Linked DNA regions of Homo sapiens: region 2 is linked to region 1. Evidence: read pairs that join two places in POLR2A ChIA-PET (ENCODE). Cell type or tissue: K562. All regions are shown on one strand. Each heading gives the region's core, and the rest is flanking DNA. Links, peaks and the distances in the headings are about the cores only. Region 1 holds the start of LOC105376956 (a long non-coding RNA gene). Region 2 overlaps CAND2 (cullin associated and neddylation dissociated 2 (putative)).

The links. ChIA-PET counts read pairs that join two places held together with the same protein. Peaks named below come from ENCODE experiments on the same cell type or tissue, not always from the same donor. Only the 100,000 strongest peaks of a DNase experiment are listed, where the experiment ranks them.
Region 2: POLR2A ChIA-PET joins it to region 1 with 5 read pairs; 7 of 35 experiments call an interaction of 5 or more read pairs at or near these places.

Annotation. Positions count from the first base shown.
Region 1 is chr3:12,871,915-12,880,236 of GRCh38, reverse strand. LINC02022 (long intergenic non-protein coding RNA 2022) reads left to right here. Exons shown (of 3, transcript NR_136189.1): 2 at 1,244-1,332; 3 at 2,523-2,715. It overlaps LOC105376956 (a long non-coding RNA gene), which reads right to left and starts at 1,938. Exons shown (of 5, transcript XR_940601.4): 1 at 1,850-1,938; 2 at 844-1,082. LOC124909346 (a long non-coding RNA gene) reads right to left here. Exons shown (of 2, transcript XR_007095819.1): 2 at 8,318-8,322. RefSeq lists enhancers at 3,047-3,559, 3,560-4,073 and a silencer at 3,967-4,206. In K562, for the core only: a CTCF peak has its summit at 4,101 (motif pointing left); DNase peaks (open chromatin) are centred at 846, 1,738, 3,926, 4,390 and 1 weaker place; H3K4me3 peaks cover 933 bases.
Region 2 is chr3:12,817,936-12,826,257 of GRCh38, reverse strand. It overlaps CAND2 (cullin associated and neddylation dissociated 2 (putative)), which reads right to left. Exons shown (of 15, transcript NM_001162499.2): 11 at 6,077-6,172; 12 at 619-788. Among named protein-coding and RNA genes, the nearest start is that of SNORA7A, 18 kb to the left of the region's middle. In K562, for the core only: a CTCF peak has its summit at 3,057; a DNase peak (open chromatin) is centred at 3,070.

The DNA.
Region 1 (8,322 bases), core at 142-8,141:
TCAGCACTTTGGGAGGCTGAGGCGGGTGGATCACCTGAGGTCAGGAGTTCGAGACCAGCCTGGCCAGCATGACAAAACCCTGTCTCTACTAAAAATACAAATATTACCCAGGTGTGGTGGCACACACCTGCAATCCCACCTACTTAGGAGGCTGAGGCAGGAGAATCACTTGAACCCGGGAGACGGAGGTTGCAGTGAGCTGAGATCACGCCACTGCAGCCCAGCTTGGGTGGGTGACAAAGCAAGACTCTGTCTCAAAAGAAAAAAAAAAAAAAGAAAAGAAACCCAGGGGTCCACCCAGGCTGAGAGCTCCTGAGTTCTGGTGCTGAGCCTCCTGAGTTTCTGGAACTTCAGGCTCTGAATCATGGTGGGGGCCAGAGATTTTTACTCAGTATGGGAGGACACGTGAGTTAGGACTCATTTCTTGGTCCGTAAGGCTGTGCAAGCATCCCCTGGCAACTCCAGCCAGCTTTGCTGCTGAAGGAAGCTGTAGACAAAGAGTGCAGAGAAGCCCCCCAGGCACCCCCCTCCCCAGTGGAGCAGGGCCTGGAAAGTCAGTGGCCTTCCTTTCTTCACAACCTCAGTCGCTCTCACCCCTGTGGCCAGTGTGGAAACTGGGATGCTGGGAAGCTTGCCCAGGCACCTTTGACCCCGCAAGTCCCTGGAGCTCTGCCTTGGGTAGGGCTGCAGGCCCCTGAGTTGCCCAGGCAATGCCTCCGGGAGTGCCAAGGCAGGAAACTCACTAGAGAGCTGGAGCTTTAAGAAAACTTCATGCCTAGGCCCCATCTTCAGCACCATGGATTTCCTTGGACTGAGAGAACCACTGGTGTGTTGAAGGCTTACCCAGTGATTTGAGAGTGTGGCCAGGATGGAGAAGCACACACTTCTGGATGCTGTCAGCGGAGGCCTTTGACCCAGGGCTTCTGCAGAACTAGTCAAGAACCAGTGGCTCCTCCACTACCCACAGCCCTGGACAATGACAGGCTGGGCAAGACAGACACATATTGGTGGGCACAAAAGATCTGTTTCTGTTCCTGCTTGGGGTGTTTCTGTGTGGGAAAAGAAATCCCTTCTTTCTTCATCTGGAACAGGAATTAAAAGAAATTAAAGAATGTGTAAGCAGAAACTCAGTTGTATGTAAGAAAACCTAATTCCCTCTGAGAAAGAGAAAGAGCTGGAGTCCTTTAAAATTAACTGCCTGTTTTTCTGTGGCTGTTGAGCCTTATCTCTCCTCCTTTCCCAGGCATTGTGAAGACCCTGTTTCCCTAGCTGTGCAGCTGCAAGGTCACTAGACAGATAAACTCAAGTTGCAAAACACGTTTTCCTAGAAAAGTAAGAAATCATGTAATGCATGTTTCAATTGAATAACTGTCTTTGTTTCTCACTTCTGTAGTATTTCCCCTGCACAAATCTCCCCCAACCCACAAAATGCTTAAAAGTTAACTCTTCGTTTGGGGCTCAGTCCTTTGGATGTTAATCCGACTGGGCCGGTGCACCTAAGTAATTAATAAATATCCTCCTGAGCCCCATTGGTCTCTCTGATTCCTTAAAAATCCCGCAACACCTCAAGGCCCAAAGCCAGCAGAACTGCTCTTCCACCTGGCCCTTCTAGTATGTTTGTGAATATGTTTCCTGGAGGAAGTTGTAATTCTACTGTCCCCTCTGGAGGCAGGCAGGGCTGAGGTCTGGAGGAGGCAGGGGCTCCCAGGAACAGTGAGACCTCTGAGCTGCTGTGTCTACATGGGGTCCTGGGTTGTGGACAGAGGCAGGTTGCTAGTTAGCACATAGACCAGTCAGAGGAGGCCCAAGAAGGAGTTGCAGCTGTTCTGGGCTGCGTTTGGGAACCTACGGCTGAGTGTGGCAGGCCTGTGGCAGTTGCCAGAAGCTGGCCCTGCAAGCCAGGGTGTGACCCTGCTGCTCTGTTGTCTTGCTCTCTGGGTCCTGTGGTGCTAGGAGGAGTCTTCTGGATGCTTCCTTCCAGGCCTGGGACAGAAAGTCAAGGGAAGAAGAGCATGGCCTGGTGGCCAGCCTGCCAATGACAAGTAGCTCTAGTGGGGAGAGGCCTAGGGACCAGGGCTGGATTCCAGGATCCATTCGGCAAAGGATCTCTGGCCAGCCACTACCCTCAGAGAGCAGTTATGAAGGAAAACCAGGTCAAGAAGCTGACGCCTGTCCCACAGGAGCTCACAGACTCAGGGTCAGACAGCCCTGGCAATGGGGAGGGACCTCTGTGACACTCGGGGCTGCAGCCACAGACTGAGACTGTGTCCGTGGGGTGTGCAGTGGAGACTTACCATGGTCACGGGCAGCACAGGTGGGAAATTGCACCAGTCACAGGCGGCCTGCAGGCCAGCCCTGAGCTGCAGGTGGGTTTTGTTTTATGTTCTGCAGTTTTTCTTTTAATCTGAAGTTTTATGACTCCAGTGTTTAACACACACACACACACACACACACACACACACACACACCCAAGATCATGTACAAAAATGCTGATTCCTGTGTCTCTTCAAAACGTCTTGCAGCCCCAGGCCTCCATTCTGCTTGCTGCAGCCGCTGGAACCACAGATGCTCCCTGGCAGGGCCACCATACCCTCCAGCACCAGCTCCTCACCTCATGCCTCTCAGGCAGATTTGGATCATCTGCCTGGCCAGGTAGGCCTGCAAGCCTATGGCCCCTGGGAAAGATATAATAAATGCCGTTGGCTTTTGATTTGCTTTTCTTGTTGCAGAAGGGGTTTTCTTGGGACAAAATTTGAGTGGAAAAGCATCCCAGACAGAGGTAACAGAGGTACAGATGCACGGACAAGAAAGGCCCCTGAGGTGTGGAGAGTATTGGTTCCACGGAACGGGTCCCCAGTGGTTTTATGATCAGGCAAGTTGGGAACACCAGTCCCAGTGTGCACATCACCACAGGGGCTGCACAAATGGATTCCAGCAATGGGGAGGCCAGCAGGTGCCCATGGCGCAGGTCCTGACGGCACATCAGGAACAGAGGTCTTGAAGGCACATCTTGAAGGCCTGCATCCTGTGGTCAGTGGGTACCCACCGAAAGGTTCCTCTGGAAGCCAACTCTGCTAGGTGGTGTCAGGTGTGTGCAGCTTCCACCATTCTAGGGCACCCTAGAAGTCAGCCTTCAGCTCGGCCTGCTTCAATATGGAGATGGTTTTTAACCCTTTGTTATTCTGTTGGGACTCTGGACATTTAGACGTCTGTGCAGGGGGGCTCATGAAGAGACCAACTTCCCTGATAGGCCTAGATATGGCCTAGCCTGAGGCAGAAAGGGAACACAATTGGGGCTGGATGTTCTTTCAGCTTCCCTTGCAGAGATCACTGACAGAGTGGTCAGCTTGGCCAAGCTTCTGCAAGGGCTGGCTGTGATGTCTGGGAGGGAGGCAATCCCCAGAGCAGGAATGCCTTCCCTGGGGCTCATATCCTTGCAGGGGAGGAGGCGGCCATCCTCCCTTCAAAGCCTCCTTCACTGCAGCCCATGGGAGGCGAGTGACCTGGGGGATCCGTGCCCAGGGCAAACCTCTGGGCTCTAGCTTAGCCCCACCTCCGAGGAACATTCACAGCCCTTCGGGAGGAGAGCCCTGCTGCAGGAAGACTCTAGGGGAGGGCCCAGCTGCGGGGTCCTGGGCTGTTGGTGACAGTACCCCAGGCTCCAAACTCTCTGTGCCCGGGGGGCAATTCCCTTCCCTGGTTGCAGCAGATTCCCACCCCGCCCTGCCCCACTGCCCGCCCCACGGGGAAGTGGCCCGGGAGTGGAGGCGTGGACAGGCATCCCGGTGTCTCGAGTCAGGCTGTCGGGCCAGCCTGGACAGCACGGCCCGCGGAGGGCAGACAGGGCGCACGGAGCAGGCCCCAGGCTCCAGAGCAGCCGCTGACAGGCTGTCCAGCTGCATCGGGTCTCCATGGAGACGGAAGCGGGGCCACAAGGTGGTGAGCGGCGGGGGGCGGGGCTTCCAACGGCCATCAGCCCCGCCCAGCCTGGGCAAAGAGAGCCCGGCCTGGGAGGCGGAGCCAGGGACCCCCGGGCTGAGCCTGATTTCTGAGGGCGGCCGGGGCCACCTCCCTCCAGACGCTGCTGCCCCCACGCGGACGGGCGCCCTCTGCGGGTCCCGTGGCTCCCGGCCCTGCTCAGCGCCTCCAGAGCCCTCACCCGGGCCCTCTCCGCTGGGTCCACAGGGTCCTCAAAGCGCTGGCCCAGACGCGGGGTCACTCTCCTGAGCCTCCCGACCTTCCCATGGGTCCTTTGGAGCCCTGGGTTTTGGAGTTTGTCTTTCCTAAGTGCCGCTCGCCCGGACGCGGCTGCTGCAGGACCACAGCCGACCGAGTGCGGCCGCGTCCCCTGCAGGCCACCCGTCAAGGGCACAGGGGAGAGGCGCCCCAAGCCACAGAGTCGCAGAGCTGCCAGGAGCTGACCCTTCGGGTGGGGAGAGGACACTAACTCGGGTCCTCTCCACTTCCTCAAGGTTCCTTCTCACCTGCAGTGAACGGCTCCCAGCACCTCTGGGGCCTTCCTGTTTCATTGATGTCAGCAACTGATCATTGATCATCTCTGGTGTGCAGGGACAGAGAAGACAGACCCGCTGGCCCCCCCGGGTGGGCGAGGGAGTCTAGTCTATCTGAAGAAAACTCCCATAGAGATAGGGGCTAGGAAGGAGACACCAGGAAAAGTGAAGGTGGAAGATGGGGGTGACCCTACTGCGGATGGGGTGCTCAGGGAGGGTTTCTTTGAGGGGGTGACATTCACTAGATTGACCAAGGGACGGTCAGGGCCTGTGAAAGTATTTTAAGAGAGGGAATGGCAGTGTCCAGTGGACTGTTTCAGGGATGGAAATAGGGCAGCAGGGTGAGGGGTGTGAGCCAGGCAGGCAGGGCCCAGACACCATGTGATGGGTACAGGGGTGGGACCCATGGAGGCTCTGAGAAAGGCCTGGGCCTCAGAAGACAGGGAAACAGGAAGACCCACTTCGAGGCCTCACAACCTTCTAGGGCACAGACGGTGAAAATGGCTCAGGCCAGAATTTGGTTTAGGTTTCAGAAGGGTGCTGGGTGCCTCATGCTCTTCTTGAGGCTAAAGGGCTCCAGCTCCTTGGACCCTTTCCATGCAGACATTGTTCTGGGGCCCCCACTACATGGACACCCTTCTGATGTTGTCTGCAGCCAGGCAGGGGTCGTGGGCCAACCCGCCCCTTCCTTGGCCAAGTGGACAGATGAAGGGAGCCTCTGGGGGCAGGATTGCTGGACTGGGAATTAGACTTGGAGTGTAATCAAAATGCCCCACAGGCCCCACCTCTTCTCTGGAGCTCGACTTCTTCAAGAAAACTGGAAACAAAGGGATGGCAAGACCAACTCTCAGGACCCTTGCCCTTCCATCCCATGATGCTTTTAGACAGTTCCCAGGGGCCACCTTTTTCAGGAAGAATTATCAGGATATAGGAAAGTAAAGGGAGGAAACGTGTTTTGAGTGGCACTTAGATCAGGCTCTAGACTGGGTGTTGGTTTGGTGGGGTTTGCTTTTTCTCCCGCCCCACACCCCTTCACAAAACCTGGGTCCTGGCTAGGCTGGGAGTGAGATTCCTGTGTCTAGATTTTCATCATTCCGTGTTGCACAGGAAGTCTAGGGAAAAGGAGACAGATATTAGCAAGTGTATAAAAGAAAATTTAGCCAGAGAAAACCTAGAAGAGGAATGAAGATGGGGGGATTATGAATGGCAAAGGACGAGCTGGGGGAGAGGGAGTTGGGCGTGGGGCTGGGACAAACAGAAAGGAGGTGGGGGAGGGGCCAGGGAAATAAAGTCCAAGAGGTCAGCAGGCACCAGAAGCCATAGCCTTAGTTGGGGCATCAGGAGAGCAGCAAGCTGCATCTACCTTGGAAAGATGGAGAGAAGACTGCAGTGAGCGGAGTGGGGAGGAAGGGGGAAGTGGCAGGGCAGAGGAAGCAGGGTACAGACAGGAGAAAAGAGATGGTGCCCTGGGCCAGGTGGCTGCCACCGCTACCATCGCCAGAAGTGGAAAACTCTTTGCCTTCTCCTTACCACTGTCACTATGACACCCCAATTCTTTCTGCTCCCCCTTCTTTAGTAATAGGTGCTGGCAAGTAAGGAGCAGTCTGATTTGAGTTTGCGAAGGAAACCCTTGGAGGTAGCTGTGAACCCATGAGGCTTGCCAAGTAGGGAGCTCAGGATCCCCAAGATTGGATGAGGAAATAAGCTTAGTGAGTGACAGTTCCACCAGCCTTCCCCAGAGTCACAGTAGGCGTCCACTGCCCCTGCGGGTCCCCAGGCCTGCTCTACTGGGTGGCCTCTCGGACCCAGGGCTGCACTTCCAATGCTCTGCAGACACATCTCGGGCTTGAATCCCATCTCACTGATTCCACAAATATTGACTGAGGGCCTACTGGATGCGAGACCTGTGTGGCTGTGGGGGAGGCAAGGTCCCTGCTTCAGTGGGAGTGACAGGTGTAAAGCAGGATGATTTCAGAACCTGAGAAGGGGGACAAAGCAGAGAACTGGGAAGTGGCTGGGCGGGTGCGGTGCAGCCTGGGATGGGGTAAACAGCAAATCTTTGCCATCTGTTCCTGTCCGGATATCATGGAAAATGCTACCCGATCTCTCTTGCACCTCAGTGTCCTCAGCTGGTTGGTAGAGTTTGAGCTTCCCCACTGCCTGACCCTGCTCTCTGGGCTGTCTCTAGGGAGTCTGCCCTTCTCAGGCCTGCTCCCCACCCTCTATGGCTCTCAATTCCTCCCAAGAAGAATGTTCCTCTAAAAGGAGGCCGCTGGCCACAAAGGGAGATGAACAAGCCAAGGTAGCCTGGCCTGCACTTGGGGCCACATGGCTCCTTAGGCCCGGCCTGGGTGGACACTGGAAGGAGCTTTGTCTGTGGGTTTTGCCCTGTTGCCTGGAGCCCCTTCCCTATGGTGTCTTGACTCAGCCCAGCTCGCTGAGCCTGGAGCCCAGGCTTCTAGAGAAGAGATGTCAAGGTCTACCACAGGGCACAGGCCAGAAACAACTTGTCCGATGCCAGTGAAAGCCAGGCCTGGGGAAGGCTCCTCTTCTCACAGGGCTGGCACTCCCAGAGGGGACACGGCACGGCAGCAAGTTGGAGGCACAGACTCTGAGGGGCCCTTGGTGGGGAGCTCAAACAGGACCCACAGGGACCCTCTCTCTGGGGTTGCAAACTGGCACTGGGTGGAGGGAGATTCAGTATTGACACCTGGGGGACCCTCAACCCCAAAGTGGATTTAAAGGACAGTGGCACACTGGGGAGACAAGAGGCTCCACAACACTCCCATGCTTGCCCCAGCCTGCTTCTTGCTTCCCGTTCCTGCTCTTTGTTGGGGAAGGAGAATCTTATATGACTGGTTGAACTCCAGGATAGTCCCTGACCACCATCAGTAGTGGGCAGGGTCACCATATGTTCAAGGCTGTGCACACCGAGCCACTGGCCATGCACATGGGCGGGGCCTTCTGGACCTTCATCAGGCCCCTTAGGAACCCATGAAGAAGCTCCCTGATAGGTGCTGATGGGCATCTGCACCCATAGATTCACTGCCTGAAATGGAAACACTGGGTTCCTGGGAAACTGGAACCTGCCTTATGAAAGCCCCCATTCCCATCACCCCCTCCATCCCTCGGGGCTGCTGCTGTGTCTTGCCATCAACCCTCCCCAGACCCCCAGGACACCTGCCTCACCCAGAAGCACCCCTTCAACCTGGGCCTCGATGAAGGCTCACTCCTCCGTCAGGCCTCTGAGGGGGGATGGCTCCGTGCCACTTTTAGCAAAAGGGGAAACCATCGCAGCAGAAAGGCCAATGCCACACTAGACAGCCAGGAGCCCAGCAGAACAAGTGGCCCCCTAAGGCACTTTGGGGACCACACCCCCGTCACTCTGACCCCAGCACAACTGGTTCCCAGGCCTTCGGGATCCTCCTGGGAACCTCTCAGCATGATTAACACAGGCAGACGGGACCTGAAGGGGCCGCTGGTCCTTCTGAAAATGTTCACCAGGCAGTGTGAGTGTGGAGAGGCCATGCGCAATGTGTGGGACTCTGCCCTGCACCCACTCAGAGCCTCAGCCCTTCAGAGCCACTAATAATGATTTGCTGTGGGTGGGGTCATCCTGATACTTCCCTGAGGTCTCTTTTCCTTTCAATTTTTCTGAGTAACTGAGAGGATCATATGACTGCATGCCACCTAAACTAGGGTTTGCACAGCCCCCTTTCTGTGCAGGGAGGGCGCAAAGCAGCAGAGTGTCTGTGACCCACCTGCCACTTTTCCAATGCTACTACAAGATTTGCAGGAAACGGTCATTTAT
Region 2 (8,322 bases), core at 9-8,008, 54 kb after region 1:
GGGCTCTAAGTGAAACGCAGCTGCTCCTTGGTGTATGATGGGATTACATCACAATAGGTCCATTGTAAGTTGGCTTCCAGAAGCAATCCCATCATAAGGTGAGGAGCCTGCTGAACGCTACTGCTTTTGCACCATTGTAAAGTTGAACCATTGTAAGGCGGGGGCTGTCTGTAATCAGCAGAGTTGGCATCTCTGTCCTTTAGGGGGCCACGATGAACTCCTTGGTGGCAGAAACCCAGTCAGGCCCAACTCTGAGTCCTGGCACTTGGGCGCAGTGCAGATGTTCAGTGAACACCTGTCAAACATCAACATTTACTGAGCGCTGGCTGTGTGCCTGCGGTGGTTCTGAACACTTACAGGACCTCACTCACCAAATTGTTGCAGCAACCCTATGACGCAGACACAATTAGCACCCTCATGTGCTCACGAGGAGAAACTGAGGCTCAGAGAGGATCAGGTTGCCCTGGCTGGGGTCCCACAGCTCGGAGTCAGGGCAGGACTTGACCCAGGCCATGTGGCCCCGGCACCTGCTCTGATGAGATAATAATGCCCTAACAGTGAGGCATGAGAGGTGGCATCACCCCCAGCTTCCCCTGGGTCCCCAGCTCTGCTCCACACCTCTCGGATGAGGTCCCGCCGGATCTTTGTCTCCTGGTAGAGGAGGGGCAGGATGTCATCCAGCAGGTCCCGGACTAGCGAGGGCTTGTTGTGCACAGCTGAGTTGAAGAAAGCCAGAGTCGCACGGCGCACGTTCAGGTCTGGGTCCTGCAGGCTCTCCATGAACTCTCCTGGCAGAAGAACATGAGGGGCGTGGGGGATGCACAGCCAAAGCACAAAGTCACCTCCCTCACCACCCCGGCCATCTGGTTACTGTGCACGTGCAGAACTGGCTGAATGGGGGTAAGCTGGGTGTGGTGAGCATCTACTTTGTGCCAGGCACAAACAACCCTTCAAAGGCCAGATAAGAATGTGGGCTTGAGCTGATGTGGCTTCCATTCCAGCTCTACCAATTTACTGTGGGACCTTGGAGAGCCTCAATGTCCTCATCTGTAAAATGGGAGTCGTAACAGAACCTATGCTATGGGACTGTCTTTAGAATTTAAAATGTGGTGCCTCAGCATTATCTTGAAAAAAAAAAAAAGAAAAAAATTTTTTGAATGTGGTAATGCATTAAAAGCACAGAGCAGAGTGCCTGGCACACAGCACGGACTCTGTGAATGTGAACTTGTTATTACAGGTGAGGCTCTTAAAGATCAGAGAGGTCAAGAAACTTACACAGAGTCACCAGCACTTCTCAGGATACTCCTTTTTGTACAGTGCCATGATTTGTTTTTGTTTTGTTTTGTTGTTGAGACAGAGTCTCACTCTGTTGCCCAGGCTGGAGTGCAGTGGTGTGATCTCGGCACACTGCAACCTCCACCTCTCAGGTTCAAGCGATTCTCCTGCCTCAGCCTCCCAAGTACCTGGGATTACAGGCACGAACCACCATGCCTGGCTAATTTTTGTATTTTTAGTAGAGACGGGGTTTCACCATGTTGGCCAGGCTGGTCTCGAACTCCTGACCTCAAGTAATCCACCACCTCGGCCACCCACAGTGCCGAGATTACAGGCATGAGCCACTGTGCCCAGACTTGTACAGTGCTATGATTTGAATGTCCCCACCAAAACTCATGTTGAAACTTAATTGCCATGGTAATAGTATTGAGAGGTGATTAGGTCACGAGGGTGAAGCCCTGACGCATGGATTAATGCCGTCACTACAGGAGTGGGTCAGTGATCATGGGAGGGAGCTCCTGTTAAGCCCCGCCTCTCGTCTCTCTGTCTCCCATGCTCACTTCTGCCCTTCCTTCCACCATGGGATGGCCCTCACCAGATGCTGGTGCCATGTTCTTGGACCTCCCAGTCTCCACAACTGTGAGGAATGAATTTCTCTTCTTTATAAATTACCCAATCTGTAGTATTCTGTTATAGTAGCAGAAAAGGACTATGATATAGAGTTTAAACTTAAAAAAAATTTTTTTATTATACTTTAAGTTCTAGGGTACATGTGCACAACGTGCAGGTTTGTTACATAGGTATACATGTGCCATGTTGGTTTGGAAAAAAAAATTTTTTTAGAGATGGGGGTCTCACTATGTTACCCAGGCTGGTCTCAAACTCCTGGACTCAAGTGATCCTTCTGCCTCAGCCTCCCAAAGTGTTGGGATTACAGGCATGAGCCATTACGCCCAGCCATTATAGTTTAAACATTTTAGAATTGTTAATGTTTTATATACTTAATAAAGAAATAAGGATGGGGGAATCCCTAAAAATAAAACCAAAATGCAAAAAAACTGTATTTATCATTTTTTTGTTTGAGTCAAAAGACAGTCTCGCTCTGTCGCCCAGGACGGAGTACAGTGGCACAATCTCAGCTCACTGCAACCTTCATCTCCCGGGTTCAAGCGATTCTCAGGCCTCAGCCTCCCAGGTAGCTGGGATTATAGGCGTGTGCCACCACACCCCGTTTTTTTGTTGTTTTTTTTTTTGAGATGGAGTCTCGCTCTGTCGCCCAGACTGGAGTGCAGTGGCGCAATCTCGGCTCACTGCAAGCTCTGCCTCCCGGGTTCACGCCATTCTCCTGCCTCAAGCCTCCTGAGTAGCTGGGACTACAGGCGCCCGCCAGCATGCCCGGCTAATTTTTTTATATTTTTAGTAGAGACGGGGTTTCACTGTGTTAGCCAGGATGGTCTCGATCTCCTGACCTTGTGATCCGCCCGCCTCGGCCTCCCAAAGTGCTGGGATTACAGGCGTGAGCCACCGCGCCCAGCCTACACCTGGCTAATTTTTATATTTTTTGGTAGAGATGGGGTTTTGCCAGGCTGGTCTGGAACTCCTGACCTCAGGTTATTCTCCCGCCTCAGCCTCCCAAAGTGCTGGGATTACAGGAGTGAACCACCGTACCCATACCCACCCCCTGCAAAAACAAACCAACAAAAACTGTATTTAAAATGATCCACATAACCACCCAGCTTATGAAGGAGAGAACAAACCAAGCCACTTCGAGTATTTTGACTAGCTGCCCTCTAGCGAAACACAAAAAAACTACACACGAGTATTAGTTTTCACAGAGATAAGAGTCAGCAATTCTCAGACTACTTTCTGTGTATTTCAGGATTAAGAAAATAAATATCTTGTAGATAATGGGAGCTGGGTTTCTTACTGTAAGAGAAAGGAGTTACACATATGGAAAGGGGGCTAGACTGCAATACGAAGCAGCTATGAACTCAAGGTTTTCAAAATAGGTGGGTAGGTAGGTAGAAGAGAAAGAAGAGAGAGGGAGAGAAAGAGAGGCAGGGAGGGAAAGAAGGAGGGACAAAGAAAGATGTGCATGGGTGTGCATCTGGAAGCACATGTATACACGTATGTGTTTGTGTCTCTGCGTATAGACATGCATTTCCTAGTTCTGTCTGCTGAGAGGGCCTAGAAGCAATGAGGCCCCAACAGCAACAGGCACATCTAGTGTCCAGATTTTGGATTCAAAATACCATTCTCCACTAAAAGGAATCAGGACTCCTTGGAGAAATGGCTGATTCCAGGACTGGGGCAGGAGAGGTTCGCAATGAATCTGGAGCATCTCATCGTGCCAAAAGCAAGGATACACTTAAGAGAATGATGGAGGCTGGGCACGGGGGCTCACGTCTGGAATCCCAGCACTTTGGGAGGCTAAGGTGAGTGGATCACTTAAGCCTAGGAGTTCGAGACCAGCCTGGGTAACATAGCAAAACCCTGTTTTTATAAAAAAAATTTAAAAAGTAGCCAGGTGTGGTGGCTGGCGCACATCTGTAATCCCAGCTACTTGGGAGGCTCAAGTGGGAGGATTGCTTGAGCCTGAGAGGCAGGTTGCAGTAAGGTATGACTGTGCCATTGCCTTCCAGCCTGGGTGACAGAGTGAGACTCTCTCAAAAAAAAAAAAAAAAGATTGAAACATGTCAATAAAAAATAGGAACCAGCTTGAAGGGCTTCCAATGCATCAAAATTAAAGACAGTAACAGTATAGCCCACGGAATGAAGTGGGAAGAAGCCATGAGTCTCTAATGACAAATAAATTGATGAATAAATAAGTGGGAGAGAAGAAAAAGTTCTTCCAGACAGTAGAATGCAAACTTGTAACTATGGAAAGAATAATGGAACTAGAAAGTCACCATTTGGCAAATATCACAGTAATCATTGACCCAGGCAAGAAACAACCGTGGATGCTAAACCTAGTGGGCAAAAAAATTGATGAGAACAAGGATGTTTACATAAAATACTTATTTTATGTACTCAAAAATTCATATTCATTCCAAAGGAAAAAAAGAGTAATTTTAGAGTGGAGAGAAACCATGGCGGTATCCACCTGAACTGGGTGATCAAAGTTACCATCGCCAGCCAGGGGACAAGCCACCTCCATGTGCCCCTGATGTGATGCACTGGGAAGGGCAGGAAGGCTCCCAGCAGAGCAAGGATGCTCACAGCTCCTTGCTTGTGAGCATCCACTATGATGAGGTATATTAAAGGGCCTAGTGTGGTGCCTGATACACAGTGAGAGCTCAAAAACCAGTTCAAATGTTTTAAAGCAAGCCAGAACCCCCATGTGAAGGTCGCTGGTGGTGCTAGCCAAGGGCAGCTCCGTTACAATGGAGGAAATCAGGCCGGAGGGGGGGCATGTGCCCACTGCATTAGGGCAAGGGACAAAGTTGCTGCCGATGACCTTGCTAGAGCTTCTGCACGTGTTCTCCAGTGCAGAACACGGTCACGTCTGCTGGCCCCTTGGTCCCACATAACAGGCCCCTGGCAGATGAGTATCAGCACAACCGTTCCTTTTTTTTTATTTATGAGACAGAGTTTTGCTCTTGTTGCCCAGATTAGAGTGCAATGGTACGATCTTGGCTCACTGCAACCTCTGCCTCCCGGGTTCAAGCAATTCTTTTGCCTCAGTCTCTCAAACAGCTGAGATTACAGGTGCCCACCACCATGCCCAACTAATTTTTTTTTTTTTTTTTGAGACGGAGTCTTGCTCTGTCGCCCAGGCTAGAGTGCAGTGGTGCAATCTCCGCTCACTGCAACCTTCACCTCCCGGGATCAAGTGATTCTCCTGCCTCAGCCTCCAGAGTAGCTGGGATTACAGGTGCCTGCCATCATACCCGGCTCATTTTTGTATTTTTAGTAGAGACAGGGTTTCACCGTGTTGGCCAGGCTGGTCTTGAACTCCTGACCTCAGGTGATCCACCTGCCTTGGCCTCCCAAAGTGCTGGGATTACAGGCGAGAGCCACCGCACCTGGCCCAGCACCCCCATTTTATAGCTGAGGATGAGAAGACTTGTCCACACTCACACACCCAGGGAATAGCAGGGCCAGGATTTGAACCTGAGGCAGGTGAGCTCCAAAACCTCTCTCTACTGGGCTGCCCTGCCTAGATGTGGGCTGAGACTCCAGTGTGGCCCAGTGAGGGGCTGCAGGCTCCAAGCTCTGAAGGGGCGAGGGCTCTGCCTTCCTAGGAAAAACCCAGTGGTCCTGCCGAGCCCCAGAGGGAGGTCTCAGTTCCTCTCCTCCCAGTGAAGGCTGCTTGGGCTCCTCAGGCCAGAAGGCCCCTCAGACAGAGGGCGATCTAGTGGACAGGCGGGGCCGGGGGGAGCACTCTTCCCTGCCCCACTTTGGGGCCCGCAAAAGCTAAGGCATGTGAGAGGCTGGTGGTTTTCCATTCCCAAGAGTCTATATGTTGATGAAGCATCTTCTCCCTCAGTTGCCCATGGGCTTCCAGGACAACTCTAGAAAATGCAGATAATAAGAGTTTCTCACGCCCATTTGACAGATGAGGAAAGCGAGGCTTAGAGGTGTGATGGGCATGCCACACCCACCCATGATTGAGTGGCAGTAGGAAGGCAGGGATGTGAACCCAGGCCTTTTAACTGGAGGGCCAGGCCCTGCTGCCCATCATGGGCACACCTCCCGGGTCTCCCATTGCCCTTGGCTATTGGGTAGTAAACATCAGCCCAAGCTCAAGGACTGGGTGGGGGCACTGAACAAGGTGGAGGGGCAAGAGGTAGGTGCTCACCGATGAAGCTCTTCAGGAGGGGGTCAATGGGATGGGGCTGGTCCGAGATAAGGAACTTGACCGCTGTGATGACGGTGCTCCGGGTGTGTGGCCGACCTGCAGGACAAGAAGAGGTGAGTTAGTGAGGGGCAGGGGCCAATCCTGGAGGCTCACAGATCAGAAGGTGCTTAGGCTCCTCCCCCTGCTTCCCTGGAAAACAGAACTGTACCCCCTCCCCATCTCTGGGAAAGTGGATTCTACCATTTCCCTTGGCAGCCTTGAATCTCCCCTCAATTCTTCCTGCTGCAGCTGAAACAGTAGGACTGCCAGTGCTCAGGTAACACCACAGGCTGCAAACAGGGAACCAATAACCAAGACAGGAACTGCTCCAACAAAGACCTTCCCTCAGGCCTTGGGATTTTTCAGACATGTTATCTCAATGAGTCCTAACAATGATCCTATTAATAATAAAGTAGTATTAAAAGAACCAATAAAATCACCAATAAAAATCATCTCTTTGACATATGAGGAAAGAGAGACTCAGAGGGTTTAAGTTCATGTCTAGGGCCACACAGCAGATCCAGAATTCCTGGCTGGGCCCCTCTTCCTGGGGCTGCGTTCTGGCTGGTGGTCAGGGAGGCCTAACAGAACTCGGATCACCTCCAGGCTCGGTCACAGAGAGCTTGCTTACTTGTGCTTTGCCGCTTGCTTTCTGAGTAGAGAAGCCCAGTAAAGAGGGGAAGTACATTCCCTTAATGAAGGAAACGAATGGGTGGACGCTCCACCTGCGTCTGAATCTCTCCTCAGTGGCTCGCCCCCTTTGCTCCCTGCCCAACCCCAGCACAATGCAGTGAATGGGCTAAGGTGTTTCCACCCCACAGGCTTTATGTTCAGCCTCGAGGAAAAGTTTACCATTTGGTGCTAAGGCATGAATGAATGGAAGAGTTACTGAATTCAGACTTTCAGCTTTTACCTCTTTCCCTTGCCAGCCTGACTGGCTCCCAGGAAGATTTAGGGTGGCTGATGAAGACAGGCACAAGAGAGTAAGATTAAGTGAACTGAAAACAAGAACAAGGCCAAGGACGACTGAAGGCAGGGAGGTGAGAAGGAGACTAGCAGGAAGATGTACAGAGAGCATCAATAAGGAAGTCCCAGGAACCTACTAGAAGCAGACCACTCATCTGGCTCTAAGCTTCCCAGCAGTTGGTGCTAAAAAGGAAATGTGACCGGGTGGCTGGTTCAACAGTGCACGTGAGATAGAAACAAATAGGTGTTTAGGCAAAGCAGGGCTCCTCTGCATCTTAACACTCTCGTCTCTCAAGGTTGTGTGATGTAATAGACAGTGTCCTCAACAATGTTCTTCCATCCAGTCCTGAGGCCAGACAACTGCTTCTTACGAACCCAGCAACCCAAGAAGGCCTTAACTGAAATCACTAACCTACCTAGTAACAACAGCAGCTCTTGATTTACTCAGTATTAATTACTGTAGGTACCACATAGGTTACCAAACACTGTACCTGCATTCTGTCAAGCAGAGCATCCACTGGTTCTGTAAGGGGCCAGCTGGCCAGCTCGAAGCCCACTGGCCTTTCATTCTGGGAACTCTCATTTTCCTAGGAGCCTGATGACCCTACCTGTCTGCTTTCCACCTCCTGAAGCTAAGACACCTGGTGTGCCAAAACACGACAAGCCAAAACGCCTGCCCCTCCTGGTTCTTGCCCAGCCCTCTCCAAGCCTCGGGGGCATGTCAGCCTGTCCCCGTCTATACTGACGTCTGCTCTTGGCTCAGGCTAGCCGAAAGAGCTGACCCTCTGCAGGCTGCAGTCTACGGCTACTGGGAAAACTGTTTTTGTTGACCTCTGTGTGGAGCACTAAGCTACTGTCCACATCAAGGATTATGAAGTTGGCATCATGAGGTTTTTTGTTTTGTTTTTTTTTTTGGTAGAGGCAGGGTCTCACCATGTTGCCCAGGCTGGTCTCAAACTCCTAGGCTCAAGTGATCCACCCACCTCAGCCTCCCCAAAGTGCTGGGATTACAGACATGTGCCACCATGCCTAGCCAACATCATGAGATTTTTAAATGTATTTGTTGTAGGGACCAATCAAGGACTCTGTCCCTTCTATCCCACAGTCCCATAGGAGGAAGGCTTTAAGTCTCAGGTATCACTGTGTGTTCCTCTGTAGCTTCCTTGCCTCTGTCGTATAGATACCGTGATTCTTGTATCCAGTGACTTGAAATAGCTCACTCTGCCCCAGCTGCCTGGATG